Regions from separate parts of the Mus musculus genome. Here all the other regions are linked to region 3. The links are chromatin loops, found by intact Hi-C in ENCODE. Cell type or tissue: heart. All regions are shown on one strand. Links, peaks and the distances in the headings refer to the core of each region. The heading gives the core; the rest is flanking DNA.

The links. Hi-C counts contacts between places; a loop is a spot of excess contacts. Peaks named below come from ENCODE experiments on the same cell type or tissue, not always from the same donor. Only the 100,000 strongest peaks of a DNase experiment are listed, where the experiment ranks them.
Region 1: a loop joins it to region 3, with 6 times the contacts of the local background. A loop is called at or near these places in 33 of 42 quality-filtered maps.
Region 2: it touches region 3 in a loop (2.9-fold over the local background); 15 of 42 quality-filtered maps call a loop at or near these places.

Annotation. Positions count from the first base shown.
Region 1 is chr5:30,009,837-30,017,237 of GRCm38, reverse strand. It overlaps Il6 (interleukin 6), which reads right to left and starts at 4,124. Exons shown (of 5, transcript NM_031168.2): 1 at 4,028-4,124; 2 at 3,678-3,862; 3 at 2,293-2,406. The coding sequence starts at 4,046. All of the region lies in intron 1 of A230098N10Rik (a long non-coding RNA gene), which reads left to right. In heart, for the core only: CTCF peaks have their summits at 2,447 and 3,999; a DNase peak (open chromatin) is centred at 3,947.
Region 2 is chr5:30,110,917-30,118,317 of GRCm38, reverse strand. Garem2 (GRB2 associated regulator of MAPK1 subtype 2) reads right to left here. Exons shown (of 6, transcript NM_001167879.1): 3 at 4,904-5,034; 4 at 3,331-4,392; 5 at 2,262-2,431; 6 at 1-2,057. The coding sequence ends at 1,031. Among named protein-coding and RNA genes, the nearest start is that of 3110082J24Rik, 8.5 kb to the right of the region's middle. In heart, for the core only: CTCF peaks have their summits at 3,751 and 5,586 (motif pointing left); DNase peaks (open chromatin) are centred at 2,407 and 3,757; H3K4me3 peaks cover 1,542 bases; H3K27ac peaks cover 1,131 bases; H3K27me3 peaks cover 3,996 bases.
Region 3 is chr5:29,820,771-29,828,171 of GRCm38, reverse strand. No RefSeq gene overlaps it. Among named protein-coding and RNA genes, the nearest start is that of Gm5129, 89 kb to the right of the region's middle. In heart, for the core only: a CTCF peak has its summit at 3,176; a DNase peak (open chromatin) is centred at 1,201.

The DNA of each region.
Region 1 (7,401 bases), core at 924-5,923, 190 kb before region 3:
AATCGAGAATCGACAAATGGGACCTCATAAAATTGCAAAGCTTCTGTAAGGGAAAAGACACTGTCAATAAGACAAAAAGGCCACCAACAGATTGGGAAAGGATTTTTACCAATCCTAAATCTGATAGGGGACTAATATCCAATATATACAAAGAGCTCAAGAAGCTGAACTCCAGAAATTCAAATAACCCCATTAAAAATGGGGTACAAAGCTAAACAAAGAATTCTCAACTGAGGAATACTGAATGGCTGAGAAGCACTTGAAAAAATGTTCAACATCCTTAATCATCAGGGAAATGCAAATCAAAACAACCCTGAGATTCCACCTCACACCAGTCAGAATGGCTAAGATCAAAAATTCAGGTGACAGCAGATGCTGGTAAGGATGTGGAGAAAGAGGAACACTCCTCCATTGCTGTTGGGATTGCAAGCTTGTATAACCACTCTGGAAATCAGTCTGGCTGTTCCTCAAAAAATTAGACATAGTACTACCGGAAGATCCAGCAATACCTCTTCTGGGCATATACGCAGAAGATGTTCCAACTGGTAATAAGGACATATGCTCCACTATGTTCATAGCAGCCTTATTCATAATAGCCAGAAGCTGGAAAGAACCCAGATGTCCCTCAACAGAGGAATGGATACAGAAAATGTGGTACATTTACAAATGGAGTACTATTCAGCTATTAAAAACAATGGATTTATGAAATTCTTGGTCAAATGGATGTATCTGGAGAGTATGATCCTTAGTGAGGTAACCCAATCACAAAAGAAGTCACTTGATATGCACTCACTGATAAGTGGATATTAGCCCAGAAACTTAGAATACCCAAGGTACAATTTCCAAAACACAAGAAAATCAAGAAGAAGGAAGACCAACATGTGGATACTTCATTCCTCCTTAGAATGGGGAACAAAATACCCATGGAAGGAGTTACAGAGACAAAGTTTGGAGCTAAGACAAAAGGATGGAAGATCCAGAGACTACCCCACCTAGGGATCCATCCCATAATCAGCCACCAAACCCAGACAGTATTGCATATACCAGCAAGATTTTGCTGAAAGGACCCTGATATAGCTGTCTCGTGTGAGGCTAGGCCAATGCCTGGCAAAAAGTGGATGCTCACAGTCTTCTATTGGATGGAACACAGGGCCCCCAATGGAGGAGCTAGAGAAAGTACCCAAGGAGCTGAAGGGGTCTGCAACCCTATAGGTGGAACAACAATATGAACTAACCAGTACCCCCAGAGCTCATATCTCTAGCTGCATATGTAGCAGAAGATGGCCTAGTCAGCCATCATTGGGAATAGAGGCCCCTTGGTCTTGCAAACTTTATATGCCCCAGTACAGGGGAATGCCAGGGCCAAGAAGTGGGAGTTGGTGGGTAAGGGAGCGGGGAGGGGGGGGAGGGTATAGGGGACTGTGGGGATAGCATTTGAAATGTAAATGAAGAAAATATCTAATAAAAAATTGAAAAAAAGATTCCTGCTGTTCAGTATCTTCTACAGAATTAGACAACAGGCAGCATCAGCTGACCTCCTGAATTATCTGGACAAGTAGAGAGAGGCACCACTTAATATCCCCCCACCCCCTACCCCAGAGTGTGGCAGTGGGAATCCACTTCTGACCCTCACTCCTTCCCTTCTATCCTGCAGTGCCCTTCCTGTACTCTTGTTCTTGTCTGACTTGTCCTGAGACCTGATGTAGACTATCTCACCGGCTGGAAGGAGAGGGGTGTGAAGAGTGTTCTCAGTAGGGAGTGTAGGCCTGGATCCTTCCAGGGGCAGCCAGAGAAGAGATGGCTCATGAACTAGCTAAACTTGCTATGACTTCTAACATTTAACAGTGGTGAAGAATCCCAGCATAGTGGGCCTTTACCTGTTTAAATAAACTGCTTTTTAATTAAATCTGTAAGTTACTTTCCTCATGACGTTTACATAACATGTTTTATATCTACTCTTCCACTTTTTTAGACAAAAAAAATGTTTTTTTTTTAATCATCTAACACCTCAAAGCCAAGATGAGAATAGAGACTTTAAACATTTAGCTCCTGATGGACATAGATTGAGTGAACATTTATAGCACTGGTTGGTAAACTTTCCCTCACCCTAGCAGCTGCTGAGGTACCTCTCAATCTCCTTTTGTATTCAAGCTACTGCAGGCCAGTTACATCCAAGTGGTATTGGATGTATCCCCCCATCTTTGTTGCCTGACTGGGACTGTACAAATGCAGGTATCACGTGCAAGAGAGAACCTTGAAGAATTGTTGAAAGTAAACGTGACAAGTTTCTACCTGATTATATCCAGTTTGGTAGCATCCATCATTTCTTTGTATCTCTGGAAGTTTCAGATTGTTTTCTGCAAGTGCATCATCGTTGTTCATACAATCAGAATTGCCATTGCACAACTGCAAAAGATTACCAGAGCAATCACTTAAACACCTCTTACAACAAGCACCACTAGAGGGCCAAGTCATGCTCTTTCATAGCCAGGACACAGAAAAGGGAAGCTATACCTTCTTAGAACCCTACTAAGCAGCCCAATAAATAAAAATGCACCCTTAGGCTCAGTCCCTTGGCTTTAAGCTTGTTACTCTCCTAAGTATTTCCTATGTTTCAATAAAGAATTATTGATGTCCCTCTTATACATTTGTCTCAAGGATTCAACGATAAAAACTGCCCAGCATAGAGTAGGAACTTGGTAAAGGACAGAAATTTTGATGATATCTTGGGGCAAATAAATTTAAGTCACAGAATATTCCATCTGGAAGGGTCTGTGCCATTATCTGTAACTCCATAATTATGCAGATAAAGAGTACTAAATAGTTGAGGATTTTCCCAAGATTACAAAGTTGGTTCTACACACCCAGACCTAGGCTATTAATCTTGTTTGTGATTTTTTTTTTCCTTTCTGTCAAGCAGAGTCAAAATACTTTTCATTTAAAGATGGGAGATATTTTAATCTAGGTAGGGTTGGTTGGGTTTTTTTTTTCTTGTTTGTTTGTTTGTTTGTTGTTGTTGTTTTTTTTTTTTTTTTTTTTTTTTTGAGAAAGGATCTCTCAATGTAGTCTTGGATATCCTGGAACTCAATATGTAGACCAAGCTGGCCTCTAACTCACAGAGATCTTCCTGCGTGTGCCTCCCAAGTGCTGGGAGGCATCCACCACCATGCCCAGCCTAATCTAGGTTGTGTGTGTGTGTGTGTGTGTGTGTGTGTGTTAGCACTTTATTGGGCTCTATACAATATGCATCTTATCTGGGCTGACCCTAGAGCATCCTGATTTCACACACACAGAACTTACTACATTCAGCCAAAAAGCACTTTCTGGTCCTTGTAGACTTCAAGGGATAAATGAAGGCAAAGAGATAAGGAAAAAGGAATAATGAGGGAAAAGGAATCCCCACCTAAGAAGCAATAGCTAAATTGGAACAGAGAATGGCCCACTGTGAATTTTCTAGAAATGCAGTCACATTCTGTATCTTCCAGACAGGAAAGGAACCCCTTCCCAACCTCCACTCAAAACCAGCAAAGAGGTGAGAAAGAGAGAACACAGTCTAGTCTGACCTTTAGCTTCAAATCCTAAGGGCCCTAGATCCCAGCAGAGAATTTCTAATTCAAGAGCAAAGAGAATGAATGGACGCCCACACTGGGTCTTCATCAGTTTCACAGCCTACCCACCTCTTTTCTCATTTCCACGATTTCCCAGAGAACATGTGTAATTAAGCCTCCGACTTGTGAAGTGGTATAGACAGGTCTGTTGGGAGTGGTATCCTCTGTGAAGTCTCCTCTCCGGACTTGTGAAGTAGGGAAGGCCGTGGTTGTCACCAGCATCAGTCCCAAGAAGGCAACTGGATGGAAGTCTCCTGCGTGGAGAAAAGGGAAAACCGGCAAGTGAGCAGATAGCACAGTTGGGCGCCTGCTGCTAGCTGATGGCTGCTGGCCAACCCACAATGCTGGCTCTCTGCCTCACACTCCTCTCTCACAGTCTCAATAGCTCCGCCAGAGGGCAAGGAACTGCCTTCACTTACTTGCAGAGAGGAACTTCATAGCGGTTTCTGGAATTGACTATCGTTCTTGGTGGGCTCCAGAGCAGAATGAGCTACAGACATCCCCAGTCTCATATTTATTAGGAGTCAACTCTCTAATTTTGAGACTCATGGGAAAATCCCACATTTGATAAAAATCTTTGTTGGAGGGTGGGGGTGGGGCCAGAGTGGGTGGGGCTGATTGGAAACCTTATTAAGATTGCACAATGTGACGTCGTTTAGCATCGAAAGAATCACAACTAGGAAGGGGAAAGTGTGCTTAAGTCATCCTTGAGGCTAGCCCTAAGAAGCATGAGCACTCTTCTTTTTTTTCTTTAAAAGTGACTCAGCACTTGAGCATGTCTTGATGGGAAAGAAAACTGAAATTCACAATGTTTTATAAGGAGAAAGAGAAGCTAAAGCTGATGTTATTTAAACGCAGGCACGCGCGCATGACAGACGACACACACATACACACACACACACACACACACACACACACACACACACACACACACATGAATAAGAGGCTAGGATTCTTTTGTATGTCTGTAAGGATCTACAGATGTTCTGACCTGAGTTTTTTCAGATCATACAAAGACACACACTCCCTCTCCCACCCCCAGCACCCAACCTGGACAACAGACAGTAATGTTGCATATTGCTTGTTTTTCCTGTGTCTTGTCAGGACCAGTTGTTTCTAATGGTTTGTTCACCTCCAAATTTTGTGCAGTTGTTTCCAGGAGTTGCCAGGTGGGTAAAGTGGGTGAAGTACAGAAATATCTTCTGTCTGTTGTCAAGCAATCTTGGCTTCCAAGTCCAAGCCTATTCTCTGCATTCTCCCCAGTGGTCTCTTGGCTATCTTCTTAGTTAAGACCTTTAGTCTCTGTGAGAGTTGCCCTTATCTGTTAGTGCTGATCCCACTGCTGCCAGGACACCCCAAAACATTTCCAGGTCATGCAAGGAGGCTTGAAGGTCTGTTGCAGTCCTCATGTTGTTGAAGTTTCTTTGATTCATGGTATATGGAAGATAAAGATATCGAAGAAGGACCTCATTGTATCTTAGCTAGCTTGTGTTTGAAGCTCCCTTCTACTGGATGACAGGATTTGAATCTGAAGGTGGTACGTCTCACTCTGAATAACCCCTCCAATGCTCAAGTCTTCTAGGCTGGGTCAAACTTAAACAGACTTCTTCCCTTTGGTTAGTTTCTTTTTCAGACTAGTTCCTGGTTTTCTGTCCACCTGTCTCCAGATATCTAGCTAGCATTCAGAATGATTCCAGGCTGAAAGTAGGCTCTGTACATAAAATCCAAAACCATTTACAAAACACACTCTCAGGATCACAATCAGCTTCTTCACTCTGCAGATTGCCTTAAGATTCTTGTTTTCTTATGCTCCCATGTTTAATAGTTCAAGAATTATATATCACTAGCATAGTTTCTCCTAGAATTCAATGTGAAGAAAAAAATTACACTAAAATAAAGAGAACAGCTTTATATCTAGCAGATTAATTTATATTGAGAATGCAAAAGGAGAATATAAGTACACTCTAAAGAATGTAACCCAGTGTAAACACACAGGCGATTAGAGTAGATTAAAATGAAAAGCCGGTTGATTCTTGTGAAGAAATCAGAAGGGGAATAAACTAGGAAGAAAGTTAAAACATGGGTGGACTTAGTGTACATACTAGGTCAGCCTATTGAAAGAAGTGAGTCCACCATTCTTTCACCGTGTGAAGCCCTGGTCTTCACAAAGGGACTAGGGGATTTTAGGTGAAAATGAAAATGGGGAGAGGAAGCAGGATGGTTTTACTTTTAGTGCCCTTGAGCCTTAAAAAGGCAGCTGAAACAGCCTGGAGCTCAGTCTGTGTCCAGCAATGAAGGAAGCCATTTCCCCTATTCCCTGCCGTGTGCTTTCTCAGGCCTCTGTTAGTACAGAGTTTCTTTTCTCCGCTTAACAATTTTTTTAAATTACTGAATAAACTTAAGATTGTTACACTTACTACAACATTCAGATTTCTGTTTTTAGTTTTTTAAAAAAGGTGCTTTTTAAGTCGGGAGCATACATCCATGATAAAAATGTTTAAACAAGACATCAGAAGAATGGTCCCACAGGAGATGCCTAAACCCCGGTAGTTTTAGTGGAACTCTTGTCAGCCTCATCTGGAAGAGGCTTTCTCAGCTCATATATTTATACATATACATTTCATACATAAATGTGTGTAAAAATACATATTTATACATAGAGGTACACACTGTATGTTAATGGTCTGGATGCTGTCTATCTAGCTTTCCAAGGGTACACGTGGAGACCATAGCCTTTGAGTAACAATTTGAATTAGAAGCCCAACTCCATTGCTAGCTGTTTGACAATGGCTAAGTTAGCTCAAGATCTGTGTTCTTGTTTATTTACTCTTTAACATGAGAATAATAATAGATCATCATACGGAGCTGCCATGAAGATGACTAAGAAAGTATAAGCTCCAACTCTATAACTTCCGATTGCATTTACTGCTCTTTGAAGAGGTTGTGGGTTCAGTTTCTACATGGTGGTTTTAAACCTTCTGTGACTCTTGTTCCTGGGGTTCTGATGCCCTCTTATAGCCTCAGTTGGCACTGAATATACAGAATGACACTGCACCTTCACACGTGCAGAAAAAAAACCATGCTCAAACTACGTCCCTTACTTAGTAATTACCCAGCTGTGCTTTACTCCTAGACTCTCCCCGAAGCCTTCTGTTAAGTGTTTTTATGTGAGAAGTTACAGCCTACAACATAACGCTATCCTTCAAGTTTCTGAGTATGATTCTCAGGCATAAATGGCCTTGACAACCCCAGAGCTTGAGCTTCTACTAGTCAGATATTCAAGGGTTGGAAGGTAGGGTGATTCTGTGTTGTCCCTTTGTATGCCACCAGCATAGATCTTTGTTAGTACCACTGCCTTTGATTGGCATTTGATTATGGGAGAAAAAGACTCTTCCTAAACCAAAATATTAGCACAGTAACTCTAAACTCTGTTTCTACCATCACAGATTCTTTTCTCTGTATCTTGATGGGTTTCCCATTTGAAAAACTCCTCGTGTGTGTGTGTGTGTGTGTGTGTGTGTGTGTGTGTACGTACACTTTTTTCTGCAGTTTTAAGATCACAGCAAAACTTGAGGCACACATTTCCTTAGCTGCACTTACTTAACCCCAAATCTCATTCATATTTTAGTATGTTTTAATAAACAAGAAAGGCTAGTATACATTGTCATTACTAACTAAAAATTTGAGGACTTCAGCATTGCAAGAAGTTGCATTCACAACTTCTCGACCCAGCCTAGATTTTCCAACCTGAAACAGGGCTACACCTAGATCTCCTGATGCTAAGCTAGATGCA
Region 2 (7,401 bases), core at 924-5,923, 290 kb before region 3:
AACTGTGAGAAGACAAATGGCACAGCCTAGGTTTCTGTGTTTCCGTCTGAAAGGCACAGATGGGCAGGGCTTAACTATTCATAAAACACAAGAAATAAATATCTAGGTAGGCCAGGGAAGGCAGACAAGAAAACTGACACCAGAGGCATGAGTGTGGTTCTTGTTAGAGGTGCTGGAGAATGAGGGTGAGGGGTAGGCCAGACCTCTACTGTCAAACAGATCACCATACTTGAGTCTGAAGAGTACAAAGATCTGCTCTGAACCATGTGAATAAGTGGCTGAGCTCAGGAGCAAGCAGCCTTTCTGAGCCACTTGCTGTCCTGTACCAGTGACACACCAAGGAGGCCACCAAGAGCCCATTAGAGCCAAAGCTGATGGCAGGAGACTGGTAGGCTGGAGGTGTCTGACTTACATCTGGCTCCTCTGTGGAAAACAACAGGCTATCTGTGATGATATCGGAACAGGGACTCTGGTGCTGGACATAGGCCTGTAACTGATCCACTAGGGCAAGGGGTACCTCACAGACAAAAATCACATCCCTAACTCTGGAACAGCTGCAGGCCAAAGCCCACAGAGCATGAAAGAGAGGCCACTTTGGGGACATGGCTGAAAATGATGAGCCATCTTCCCTTGTCTCTCACCTGAACATACAGGGCCGAGAAGTGTGTGTTTGGGTGTGTGTGTGAGTGTGAAAGGCTGCAGCAGGGTAGAGAACAGCGTTCTACCAGCGCAAAGCCACCCGATGACATACGCGCCACCTTTACTCTGCTGTGGGGATGGCACTAAAAGCCCCTCCAGGGCACCTGAAGAGCAGTGCCTCCTCCTCAAAGGCGAGGCAAGCTCCTGCAGGGTCTGGCCCCAAAGGGCCACGGTTCCCACTCTTTCTCCCTTGAAACACTCAGTGTTCCAGAGCAGCCTCCATCTTGACCCAGATTTTCCCTGCGGGAAGCACTGTTTCTGGCAGACCCAAGTTAACCCCACAGGGCCTCTGCTCCCAAAGTTGAGGCTGTGCAGCACCTGGCTGGCTGGTTCAGATCTTGGGTCTCCAACCTTTGATGAATTGCATGATTTTCTTGACCTGAAGCTTGGTGAGATGGAAGTCGTCAGCCAAGATGTCTTCACTGAGCTGCACAAAGATGCTTCCGTCGATGCGTTCTCGGGCAAAGAAGCTCACCACGTCCTCTGAGAGCCCAATGAAGCGCAGACTACGGGAGACCTCTTCCAGGGAGAGTGCAGACAAGTCTGCTGGTGGCTGCCAGGAGGAGGCATCCCGGACCCCAGCACCTGTGGCTCCCTCCCGGGGGCTGCCAGGAGGCCCTTCCAGGCATCCTTGGGTGAGAAAGAGTAGGGTTCCTCCTGCCTCAGGCCCCTGCAAGGCAGCTGGTGACAGTGAGGCAGGGACCTGCCTCAGCACCAAACCTTCGGGCTCAAAGGCCTTGGGCTGACCAAGTGGTGAAAGGCAAGGTCCTGACCCAGGTGCCCCCGCAGCTCTGGGCTCCTGACAGCGCACTAGCTCCAGCTCAGGAGGACTGGCCTGCCCCAGCTCAAATGGGTCCAGGGGCTCCAGAGCTGGCTCCTGCCACTCAGAGGATGACAAGGAGGAGGAAGGAGCAGCTGAGTAACCTTGGCCTTGTGGGCCTGGGCCTGGGCCTGGGGAGTGTGTGGGGCTAGAGGTAGCCAGGACACCCGAGGTGGATATGGACCCAGAGGAGGAGGCCGCTGGAGCACCTGAAGGGTGGGCAGGCCCAGAGAAGGGGTTGAGTGCACCAAAGGGAGCAAAGGACTTCTGGGGACGAGAGGACTTGAACAGAGGTGGGCAGCTATGGTAGTTCTTAACTACTGGGGTGTCAGCCCCCAAGAGGGAGGGGGTTCGACCACTCAGGGGCTCTGATAGGCCTCTTGAGGCCTGGCTGGGCTGGGTGGTGGTAGAAGGCAGGGGTCCAGGTGGCGGGCGACTAGAGGACTCGCTGGCTTTACAGTCTCCCCAGGTGCAAGGGTAGCAATAGAGAGAGTATGCATCCGGTGACGGGGAGCCACTGCCACTGCGGGATCCTGCCCTACAAGCGGAGACAGACACACAGGATGCACTCATAGCATAAGGCAGGCAGAGTGGGAAGTGACAGTCACAGGACCCCAGAGCCCCCGGCAGGAAACTATCCCTCTACTGTATAGCCTGAGACCCTCTTGGATCCCCTAAGTCCCCAGGTCATGTCAGAACACGAAAGAGAAATGAAAAGCCAGGGACCAAGGTAGCAACTCACCCATCCTGCAGGCCAGAGGAATAATAGGAGAGACTGGAGCTGGGCGAGTGGACAGGCTGCAGCTTGGGAAAGTGGGGCAGCACCGGAGGGCTGCCTGTGAGCTTGCTGCAGCTGCCGCCACCCCTAGGAGGCACTGGAGGGGCGTGAAGCAGGCGGCACTCTTCCTTCACCTGCAGAGGAAGACCACGACTGCCTTACTTCTTACCTCACCTCTCAAGCAGGGGGGCCGGGCCTGAGACCTTGTCCCATGCAGAATGGAGGCTGTCCCGCCTAGATACCCCTGTCTATTTCCAACCTGTTTTGTCTCTCATACTCGGTCCACAACAGTCCCCTATTCCATCGTAAATTTATTGTGAATGTTAGTAGATTGCGGGGCGGGGGCGATAGGGATATTTGTTCTTCAGGGAAAAGACAAGGGACCTGCTACTAGGATCCTGTCCTTACAAATTAAGTTCCCCAAAGAGTGTGTTAAAAGGTGTGATTGAGGGCTGGAGAGATGCCTCAGCGGTTAAGAGCACTGACTGCTCTTCCGAAGGTCCTGAGTTCAAATCCCAGAAACTACATGGTGGCTCACAACCATCTGTAATGAGATCGGATGCCCTCTTCTGGTGTGTCTGAAGACAGCTACAGTATACTTACATATAATAATAGATAAATCAGTGTACTTACATATAATAATAAATAAATCTTTTTTTTAAAAAAGGTGTGATTGATGAGGGAACTGTCCTGTGGGCAAATAAGTGGGGAACGGTTAAATATCAGCACAGAACATATCAGAGCCTGTAATGTGGTTCTAACTCATCGACTCCAGGGGTTGCTGGAAATCACTCGCATTTCCTACATTTACTGCATTTTTCCATCATGTCGAACTTTGTGGAGTTTGTGGGTACCTGCTTCCAGATCACCCTCAATTCTCTCTGCCTTGCATGTGTGCCCTGGTCTTTTCCCCTCTCCTTCTCCTTTGGCTCTGGCCATTCTGTCACTCCCCAGGCGCACGGAGCCTCCGTGGTCCTCTAAAACCTGCCCAAGTTCCTTCAAGAACCTTCAAGGTGAAGCAGAACTCACTCACCGCCTCGGATTTGGGAGGGACAGGAGGTGGTGGTGCCTCTGGCTCATGCCGTGGGGGCCCCACGATCCCGAAGGAGATGAGGTCCGGCCCCGCTAGCGGCCGTGCACGGGCGTCGGCGCGGCTCTCGGGGGCTTGGTGCACCCACAGCTCTTCGTAAGGGATCTCGGCGCAGCCGCCCGCTGGCTCGGACACACCCGCCCAATCGGGGCTCACGTAATCCTGATCGCTGTCGCCGGGCGCGGGCAAAGCGGGACCCAGGCGACCCGGCGGTCCAGGCGCACGGACGGCCCCGGGGGCGCGCGGCGCGGGCAGGCAGAGGCGCGCATGGCGCGGGCTGGCGCAGTCGTCGGAGAGCTCCGCGGGCGCCTCGCGCACAGCAGTGGAGTATTCGTCCGGATCGAAGCGCTCGCGGCAGTAGGAGGCGCTGTCGCGCACCAGGCGCTCGACGCGCGGGTCCCCGGCCAGCAGACCCTGCGGCAGAGTGAAGCGCGGCGTGTCCGTAAGCAGCAGGAAGTGCAGCGGCGCCGGGCCCTCGCGGCGCAGCGCCAGCCCCAGCACCACCGTCTTGGAGATGATGCTGACCAGCTTGTAGCAGTGTCCCTCCCGCACCGGGTGGAGGTCGTAGGGGTTGCGCGGCGGCCGGCTGGGCACCAGCACGTTCACCGGCAGCCGCACGCGCTCGATGATGGCGCGCACCGTGTGCTCGCCCTCCTGCATCTGCAGCTCCAGTGGGCTGCGCGTGCTGAATCGGCCCTGGCACTGGAAGGGCAGGCTCAGGCTCTCGTTGGTGCGGTGGTTCATGCAGATGAGACAGGGCATCTTGCTTTTGACGGGCCTGGCGGCCCCGCCGCCACCCCCTGTTGCTCCCATGCTCCCGGGGCCGCCGATTCCGGCCAAGGCCCCTGCACGGCCCAGCTTGCGCAGGAGCGTGGTGAAGCGCGAGCGCTCCTTGGTCGTCTTGGCGCACAGAATCTCCGCCTGGCCCATGAGAGTGAGCTCGTCGCCTGCGTGCAGTGTGAAGTTGTACACCTCGCTGTCCTCGCTGAACTCGCCTGACACCACCTGGGGAATCCCAGAGACAAGGTGAAGCCCTAGCTAGGGTCGCAAGGAAAGTCACACACCAGCTCCAAACTCCTCGAGCGAGCTTTCCAGTCCCTTCCTCTTAAGCTGTCACTGACATAAGAGCGAGAGCACTGGACTGGGACTGGAGGGAATCTGCGACTTTAACGTTTTCTTTGGGTCCTTAGTTACCTCATATGGGTGGAGAGATGTACTTTGAAAGTGCTCAATCACTGAAAATTTTATTAGGCCATCTTGACCATTTGCGTGATAACAATACCTCACCCACCCAAGACTACGTCAGGTCGTGACCCCTCCACGGGCCGTTCCTGCTTCACCACATTTCCTAGGAGATGCTTCTGTCCACTGAGTTAGTGAGCGGGCTTTCCTGGCATGGCCTGACTGTGCCAGAGGGTGCCCAGAAGCAGCTTTCCCTCCTGGATCCTATGAGCAACACTCTAACCTAGAGAAAGGGAAGCGGGGGAAGGTCCTACCCCGTGCCTTTAGGACTAACCTTGACACTGAAGGTGATGGCTTCCATCACGAAGATTCGGTCAGGGAAGACACTGGCCACCTCCTCCACGCTGCTGAAGTATCTTACAGGCTCCCGCACGTCCCGAGCCTGCTCCAGGAGCTTGAATTTGCCTGCACGGGGGGGGGGGGGGGGGGGGGGGGATATACAGGCTGCTGAGGGAGGGCCTGCCTGCTAGGGGTCAGGTCTGAATTCTAGGAACATCAGGCCTGCTATCCCAAACTCATCCAGTCCCTCTGGAATTCAGGTGGGCACAAAGCAGGTATACTAAGGTATAATGTAAATATCATGTAAATTGTCTGTCTCACGTCGGCAATGATGAGCTTAAAGATAGGCTAAGAACTGCTCTGCCTTCACACAGATGGAAAATTGGAGAGTTAGTAAGGACTAACAGAGGGTGATGGAGAGAGGACACAGTTTCCCTAGTTCTGCTGTGGCCCTCTCCGTAGTTCACTAACATTCATAGCGTCCCCACTGTGATGTAAGTCAGTACCAAAGTCCTTTCAGATTAGACAGTTCTGTAAACAGTCTGCTCTCCAGAAATTCAGGCCAACTGGAGATGGCTGAGTGGTTAAGAGCACTGACTGCTCTCCCAGAGGTCCTGAGTTCAAATCCCAGCAACCACATGGTGGCTCACAGCCATCTGAAATGGGGTGCGATGCCCTCTTCTGGTGCATCTGAAGACAGCAGGTGACAAGTCCTGAGGCACACCTGTGAGAAAGCAGCTCCAAAGGAAGAGACCTACCTGGCACAATGTGTGAGGGATTGCAAAGCTGCACCTTTCAAATGAAAGGGACTTTACAGAATGGACATCAGCAGGCACAGTGTTTGTTGTACAAATGTGAGGCCCAGAGTTCTCTCCAGCACTCACACGGAAAGCGAGGTGGGGATGGGCGAATCTGCAATCCCAGCTCAAAGGAAGAGGAGACAGAAAATCCTCAGAGCAAGCAGACTAGCCAGACTAGCAGAAGGAAGGAACTGCAGGTTCAGAAAGAGACTCTGCCTCAGTATACAAAGTGGGGAGCAACTAAGCAGGGCACCTGATGTCAATCTTGGGGTCTTCACAAAGTATGCATATACACACGTATACCTACACACATTGTGTCATACACACTTGCAAGAACATCACATACCCATGCACGTGTGTGCACACATAAACAATAAAACCAGGAAAGAAAATGGATGAAGCCCTCAGGAAGAGTTTGAACAAGAAAATGCAGTAATGGAAGCTGAGCTCTGGCAATACTCGGGCAAGCAGTCCAGTAAGAAATCCTGGAGAAGAGCCAGGAAATGGCACACAGTGAGCAAACCCATGGATACTCAGAGGACCCTTCAGACCCTAATGACATAAGGAGAGAAGTCAAGGAGGAATGGACTGAGGGTGACACACATGGCCTACTGGTCACAGAGGGGATGGCAGGCTGTTCCACAGGAGGAACCAAGAGGAACATGGCGGAAACAGATCCTGGAAGACCAGCAAAGAGCCTCACAGGGTAGTGCCCCTTGTCCATGTGGGAATGAAAGAGCAACAGATTGAAGTGCAGGGTGGGGCAGATTAGGGAAGTGGGAAACCTTTTCACCCTGTGGGGACCCTCGACCCCCTAAAAGCCCACATTGCTCATAGCATAAGCACACAATGAAGAGGGTCCCTGTCCCTCCCTAAGTCTAACCAGAGGCAGAGGGAGACTGAGACCCCCCCTGGTGCCTGACCTGAAGAACGGCAGGGCCTGAACCACCAACAGCCAGCACCAAAGAGAGAATGGGAACTAAGAAGAGAGAGGACAGCGGAGGTGCCCTGGAGCAAACCAGAGAGAGGGTCCCGGTCCAGCCCCAACCTTCCAGATGCTAGAGAGAAGATGGGCCACAGCCCAAGGCATCAGGGAGAAAAGAAAGGGGCCAGAGTCAAGGCGCAGGAGTACCGAGGACGGACGCTAGCACTCTCTAACCCGCTTCAGTCTCCTCTGTCTCCATATCACACGTGAACCCCCACCCCTTAACCAGGAGTTGCCAGACGTGGAGAAATGCCTGCTGCCCCCTGTGGCGAGATTTGGAGCCCAGTCAGGGTTGGATCCTAGGAGGATGTGGCAGGGAAGATCGATGTAACCATGGTATCCAGCACCGCCCCCTCAGCCGCCCAGCCGGGTCATTTCTGCGGGGAGGAAGGAAGGGAGACCTCCCGGGAGACGTGTGTTGGCCTCTAGAAGCCTTCTCTGCACTGCAGCTTCCTTTCCTGCCGCCCCCAACAATCGGCGTTAGGGGCAAGGTCTGCTAAATGATCTGGGGACTGTCGCACATTAAAACTGTGCTGATCACCCTTTCCAGTCCGAGAAACACCCCACCCAGCAGCTGCCTCTCAAAAACCTGAGGTCTCTCAGGCGAGCTCTCAGTAAAGAACAGCAGTAGTGACTCAGTCGCTACTGTCTAGTTTGCCTAAGCCCAGTCTGATTCTGCATCGCCGCAGTTAGGTGGGAAGGAGCACA
Region 3 (7,401 bases), core at 1,057-6,056:
GTTGGAACATCTTCTGGGTATATGCCCAGGAGTGGTATTGCAGGATCTTCCGGTAGTACTATGTCCAATTTTCTGAGGAACCACCAAACTGATCTCCAGAGTGGTTATACAAGCTTGCAATCCTACCAGCAATGAAGGAGTGTTCCTCTTTCTCCACATCCATGCCAGCATCTGCTGTCACCTGAATTTTTTATCTTAGCCATTCTTACTGTTATGAGATGGAATCTTAGGGTTGTTTTGATTTGCATTTCGCTAATAATTAAGGATGTTTAACAAAGAACTGCACATAAAACCAGAGACTCTGAAAGTGGGGAAAAGCCTGGAAGATATGGCACAGGGGAAAAATTCCTGAACAGAACAGAACAGCAATTGTTTGTGCTATAAGATTGAGAATCGACAAATGGGACCTCATAAAACTGCAAAGCTTCTATAAAGCAAAAGATACTGTCAATAAGACAAAAAGGCTACCAACAGATTGGGAAAGGATCTTTACCAATCCTAAATCTGATAGGGGACTAATATCCATTATATACAAAGAACTCAAGAAGCTGGACTCCAGAAAAATCAAATAAACCTATTAAAAAATGGGGTACAGAGCTAAACAAAGAATTCTCAACTGAGGAGTACTTAATGGCTGAGAAGCACCTAAAAAAATGTTCAACAGACATCCGGCTTCCCATCCAGAGTAGACCCAAGGCAGAGGCAGCTACACCTGAGTCACCAGCTTCCCTGCCCGGGTCTCCCTTGTCTGGCTACCACTCTCCAGATCAGTGTTTGTCAGTCTTATGGTGTGAACTCAAAGCTACCTGCAGTGGTACAGCTGGGCAGCTGGGCCTCACCCTAGAGTTTCTGTCCTTATATCTGGGGCTGGAGCCTGAGAAGGCTCTTTAAATCCATTCTTATAAAGCTGGTGGTGAGACACCACAGAGCCTCAGCTTGGAGCTTGCTTCGTGGGAGTGTAGCATGAGTGTTGCAGAAAAGCCCCTTGAGCAGTAAATAATAAGTATTACATAAGCAATATGGGTAGTTTGATGATTGGTAGCAATCAGTTGATGCTTTCAGCAGTGTGGCCCCTGGTGGGTGACCCATTCACCAGTGATTGTTGTGCACTTCCCCACAGCTGGTCTGTTTTAGGATGTGGCCCAATAGAGAGGCAGTGTTTTCTGAGTCCTTGCCAGGGCTTGTGCTCTAGCTGCATCTGGATCCCATCTGTGAGTTCTGCCAGCTGTTGGGCGTATGGGTGTTTCTTTTCCAGCACGCCTGCGAAGATGCCAGACGTCAGCACAGTGATAAGCAGCATGTGGGCAGTTTCAATCACCACTGGAGCCTGGCATTCCCTGTCTGATTTCTACCTCTCCTCCTACAGTCATTTGCACCATCTAAGGAGCACCTAATAAAACTCCACTGTGAGCATGCATTATTTCATTTTTTTTCAAGTAGCTACATTAAAATATAAAAACAGCTGGACATACTGGCTCATGTCTGTAAGTTCAGCATTCAAGAGGCTGAGGCAGAAGGATTTCTGTAAGTTCAAGACCAGCCTGAGCTATTTGTATTAGTCAGAGTTTTTTTAGAGCAGCAATTTTCAGTCTTCCTAACACTTTGACCCTGCAATACATCTTCATGTTGTAGTAACCCCCAGACATAAAATTATTTTGTTGCTACTTCATAACTGTAATTTTGCTGTTAAGACTCATAATGCAAATATCTGATATGCAGGATATCTGATATATGACCCTTTTAGGGTTTGTGACCCATAGGTTGAGAGCCACTACTCTAGAAGAACAGAATCTATAGACTGTGTGTATACGTAAATTCCATATATACATAAGTACACATATATATGATTTATAAGAATATACATATATACATTATATATATGTATGTATATATGATTTATTAGAATGGCTAACAGGCTGTGGTCCAGGTAGTTCAATAATGGTTATCCCCAAAAGAAAGTCCAAAAATACAGTAGTTGTTCAGTCCATAAGACTGGATGCCTCAGCTGGTCTTCAGTACACAGAAGAACACATAGGCTCTAAGGCCAATAAAGGAATTGTCTTGCAAAACAAAAAGCAAGCAGGCAAAGAGCAAAAGCATTCTTCTTCCATGGCCTTTATGTAGACTGTCATCAGAAGCTATGGCTCAGGTTAAATGTGGATCTTCCCGCTTCCAAAGATCTGGATTAAAGTTGTATCTTCCTATCTCAAAAGATTTGGATTAAAAGTGAGTCTTCTTACTTCAAATGATTTCATTTTAAAATAATCCCTCATAGAGGTACCCAGCTGCTTGGTTTTTGGGTTTTGGGTTTTTTGTTTGTTTGTTGTTTTTTGGGGTTTGTTGTTGTTGTTGTTGTTGTTAACTCTAGATGTCCTCAAGGCTCCGGCCAAGACTAGCCATCACAGCTATATAATGAGACCCAGGCACAAAACCCAAACAAACAAAACAGGTGAAATTAATTTAAAATGTTGTGTTTAATTCAATAGATCAATATGAAACCAATGTAAGAGTGGCTAATGGGGCACTTTATACCCTTTCTCTCCATATGAATCTTTGAATACTGTCCCCTGTTTCAGCTCAGACTGGATGCGCCTGCAGTTTGACGCCTAGCTTCCTGAGAGTGGTGTCTATGAACTGACAATGTGGCTCATCTGCATTTGCAGCCCTAGAGGAGACCAAACCTGCAACCTATCACTTAGTCAAAAGCATCCAACATATCTATGTTTATCAAAACAAGATTCGGGCTTCCGAGTCCATTGGAGACCCTGGTTAAAAATAGAATGACTGCCTTCAAACCACAGATGGGTCTCATTAAAATGTGCCAGAGGAGAGGATAGAGCAGTTGCAAGAAGCACCTTGAGCAATTTTCTGCGTCTTTGACAAATTCCAGAGAGGAATGTTCCGAATCACGGGATGGAGGGGTGACACCCCACACAGTACTGTCCGACCCAAAGCCACAGCGTCTAGCTGCTTTCTCTGTACTCACAGTTGTGGCCTGATTTACACAGGTATGTATTATTCACAAGCAAGTATTTTGACTGCCAGGCTTAGATTATCACCCAGTTTATAGAATAAACAGTTCAGGATGCTTCTTCAGCTTGCTTGTTTGCTTGGGTGGGTTTTTTAATTTACAGCAGACTTGTATGTAGATATTTGTATACAGGTGCTGCTACCTAGCGGTGGAAGAAATTACTGATACCTGTGGATAGGACTATAAACTCCCTGCCTGCAGAGCTTAAAGGCCAGTCGATGAAGCAGCTGATGACATTTTAAGCAGAGGTTCTCCATGTGTAGTTCCCAGACCAGCATCACTCTCCATATGTGGTTTGCGGAGCAGCATCAATAGCACCCCTTGGAACCTGTTAGAAATGTGAATTCTTGAGTCCTAGCCCAAAATCACACTGATGTGTCAACAAACCCTCCTCCCTAGTCTAACGCAAGATAGAAGTCAAGAATCACAGCAACAACATGAAATAATAGCTCTTGGTCCTCTTTGAGGGACATATCCTGTAACCATCATAGACAATTGAGTATGTGTGCAGATGCTCATACCCAGGTTACAGAGAAGGATGTTAGATGGCCTGCTCTATCATTCTCTACCATACTCCTTAGAGACAGAGTCCCTTACTGAACCTGGAACTAGGCTGGCAACCAGAACTCCCATGCTGGTGTTACAGATGCGTGTGAGCATACCATACCCAGCTTTCTTTTTGTTTTGTTTTGGTTGGTTGGTTGGTTGGTGGTTTGGTTGGTTTGGTTGGTTTGGTTAGGTTTAATTTTGTTTTTGAAACAGGGTTTCTCTGAATAGCCTTGGCTGTCCTAGAACTAGCTCTGTAGGCCAGGCTAGCCTCAAACTCACAGCATTCCACCTGCCTCTATCTCCCAAGTCTTAGGATTAAACGTGGGTTGGAATTCAGGTTCTCATGGCTGCTTAGAAAGCACTCTACCATCTCTGCAGCCCCTAGTAATCATCTTGTGAATCATGTACCCCAGTCTCACTCATCTCCATGTCCCTTCAGATCTGTCCTCTGCCCTTGCAAGCTCCCCACCCAGCCCATGGGGTGTGGGTGGGGCAACTCATTGTCAAAGCTGCGGTATGTCACACAGTATATACCCTTTTGCCCAAACAGTTTTACTTGCAAATGTTCATTATAATTGGTTATTTGTCTGGATCAAGAATATCTCTTGAAACAAAATTTCAAGAGCATACATAGCTAGACTTTGGCGACCACACAAAGCTGGCCAGTGTTCCTAGTCCTGACCTTGCCATGAGCCTGGTCACAATGGATGTGGGGAAGGATATGGGTACCAGCAAAGAGGAGAATGTCTTTCTGCTATCTGGTGTGAGATTGGCTCTGGTCTGAGAGTCAGGTCATGCTTTGATGTGCTGGGATTTAAGAACCGTTATGAGCCTAACTCATAGTGTTTTTTCCAGATTTAAAAAAAAGAACTTTAACATTTTATTACATATTATTTATCATGTGGGAGAAAATTATGAATGCCATGGTGTGTGTGGGATGTGTGTGTGTGTGTGTAGATAGCAACTTACAAGAGTTGTACTCTTCTTCCATAATGTGGGTAGTGGAGGTCAAACCTCAGTTGTCAGCTTAGAGACAAGCACCTTTCCCCACTTAGCCATTTCACTGGTCCCAGAACAGGTCCCTTTACCCAAGTAAAATCACTGTTAAACTTAGCAGTTTTAAGATTTTAATAGAGCCGGGCATGGTGGCGCACGCCTTTAATCCCAGCACTAGGGAGGCAGAGGCAGGTGGATTTCTGAGTTCAAGGCCAGCCTGGTCTACAAAGTGAGTTCTAGGACAGCCAGGGCTATAAAGAGAAACCCTGTCTCGAAAAACCAAAAAAAAAAAAAAAAAAAAAAAAAAAAAAAAAGATTTTAATAGTAACCATTTTCAACTAAATTAGTTTTATATGAAGTAAGCAAATCAAATTCCTGGCAGTAAAATAATATACAAACATTTTTCAAAATATTGTGAAATTCAGTCACCCTGGGAGGCAATATTAAGCAAATCAAATTCCTGATTGTAAAGTAATAGAGAAATATTTTTCAGAAGACTGTGGAATTCAGTCTCCTTGGGAGGTGATAGCCTTCTCTTGCCTCCAAAGCCTCCTGACTCATATCTCACTTTCTATAGTTATTATTATTATTGTGTTTAACAATCTTTCCTGTGCCAGCACAATCCTTATATTTAGTATAAATTTACAGTAGTTTTTAAATTCAATTTTGAGAGTCTATCTCTCATTCTGATTATGTTCTTCACTGGTTAATATAGCTATTAAAATTACAATGGTGCTTGGAGATTTCTGGTAGATTATTGCTGCAAACTTCAGTGCCTGAAGGAAATTCAGAATTGATTTCAGATTTTTTGAGAGAGGACTCTACTTTGTAGCTCAGGCTGGTCGGGGAAGGGGGGGGTCACAATTCTCCAGCCTCAGCTGAGAACTCCTAAGAGATACACATATTAGAATCTGGAAAACACTTTACATTTTCAGCTTCTCTAGATGGATGTCATGGTACTCACCTCTGATCCCAGAACTCTCAAAGCAGAAGCAAGCTCATCTTTCAAGGCCAGCCTGGTTTACATGTGGAGTTCCAGGCCAGCCAGGGATATACAGTGAGGCCTGTCTCAAGTAAATAACTAGATAAATGGATGGGTGCATAGATAGATAGATAGGTATGTAGAGAGAGAGAGAGAGAGAGAGAGAGAGAGAGAGAGATGTAGATAGATAGATAGATAGATAGATAGATAGATAGATGATAGATATTAAATTTTTTTAAATATAAAGAAAGTTTTTAGCTCCTCACACATCAGTTGCCCATCAGGAGCACATCTCGTACATGATATGTTTGTAAGGTCTAATTTCATGTGTAAATGTAGTTGAAATAGTTTATCTTTTAATTTCCTATTATCTGTGCCAAGAAAAATGAATGGATATACCATTCATTCAGCATTATAATTCATATGAATAATGAAAGCACTACATCTTGGGGTCCAGTGGCTAAGCTGATCATGAGGCTTTAAGCTGTACACACACACACACACACACACACACACACACACACACACACACGGAGAGAGAGACAGAGATAGAGAAAGAGAGACAAAGAACATTATGTATATATTATAGGTTTGTTGCTGTAACATTTTTTAAATTTTTTTATTAGGTATTTATTTCATTTACATTTCCAATGCTATCCCAAAAGTCCCCCACCCACTCCCCCACCCACCCACTCCCACCTCTTGGCCCTGGCGTTCCCCTGTACTGAGGCAGATAAAGTTTGCACGACCAGTGGGCCTCTCTTTCCACTGATGGCCGACAAGGCCATCTTCTGATATATATGCAGCTAGAGACACGAGCTCTGGGGGGTACTGGGTAGTTCATATTGTTGTTCCACCTATAGGGTTGCAGATCCCTTTAGCTCCTTGGCTACTTTCTCTAGCTCCTCCATTGGGGGCCCTGTGGTCCATTCAATAGCTGACTGTGAGCATCCACTTCTGTGTTTGCTAGGCCCCGGCGTAGTCTCACAAGAGACAGCTATATCTGGGTCCTTTCAGAAAAATCTTGCTAGTGTATGCAATGGTGTCAGCGTTTGGAGGCTGATTAAGGGATGGATCCCCGGATATGGCAGTCTCTAGATGGTCCAACCTTTCGTCTCAGCTCCAAACTGTGTCTCTGTAACTCCTTCCATGGGTGTTTTGTTCCCAATTCTAAGAAGGGGCAAAGTGTCACCTAAATTGGTACTGAGTAAAAATCAAACTTAAACCTATATTCATAAAAATCATCAAGTTTTGGAATTAGTATTCCATATTGCTCCTCTAACTCAATCTTGCTCTAGATTTAGGTTTGATATTTTATAGTGTGTTTCTTTCTGTATTTCATGTAGCTGAAGAGAGCAACCGTTTAGAAATCTCCATCAAAGACACAGAAGGCTTTGGAGGATTTCCTTTCGGACTCACTGATTTCAGATGTATGCCCAGCTTTATACTGCCCGTGTCCCTCACACTATTTTGTTGAGATGCAGTTTTCATAGTTGGCCTATTCAACATGCAGACTTTCCTATTGTAAACTCATCGTTCCACCCGTTTGTGAACATATGGAAGTAAGCCACTGGATGATAGCTGTTACCTGTTTAACAAGACAACATAGGAGCAATAGTCCGGATAACTGAACTTTCAAATCTTTCTTGTCTTATGCAAAATTACCTTCTAGACCCTCCATTATGCAGCATTTCAGGAGTCGCATTCAACTGGCCTGAAATTTAAAGTGGAAAAAAAAACCCAAAGATATAAACAGTTCTCATCTTTATAATGTTTTAGTTTTTTATTATTTTTTAAAATTGCCTGTGTTTTGCCCCACATGCGTGGCTGGTCCTCTCAGAGG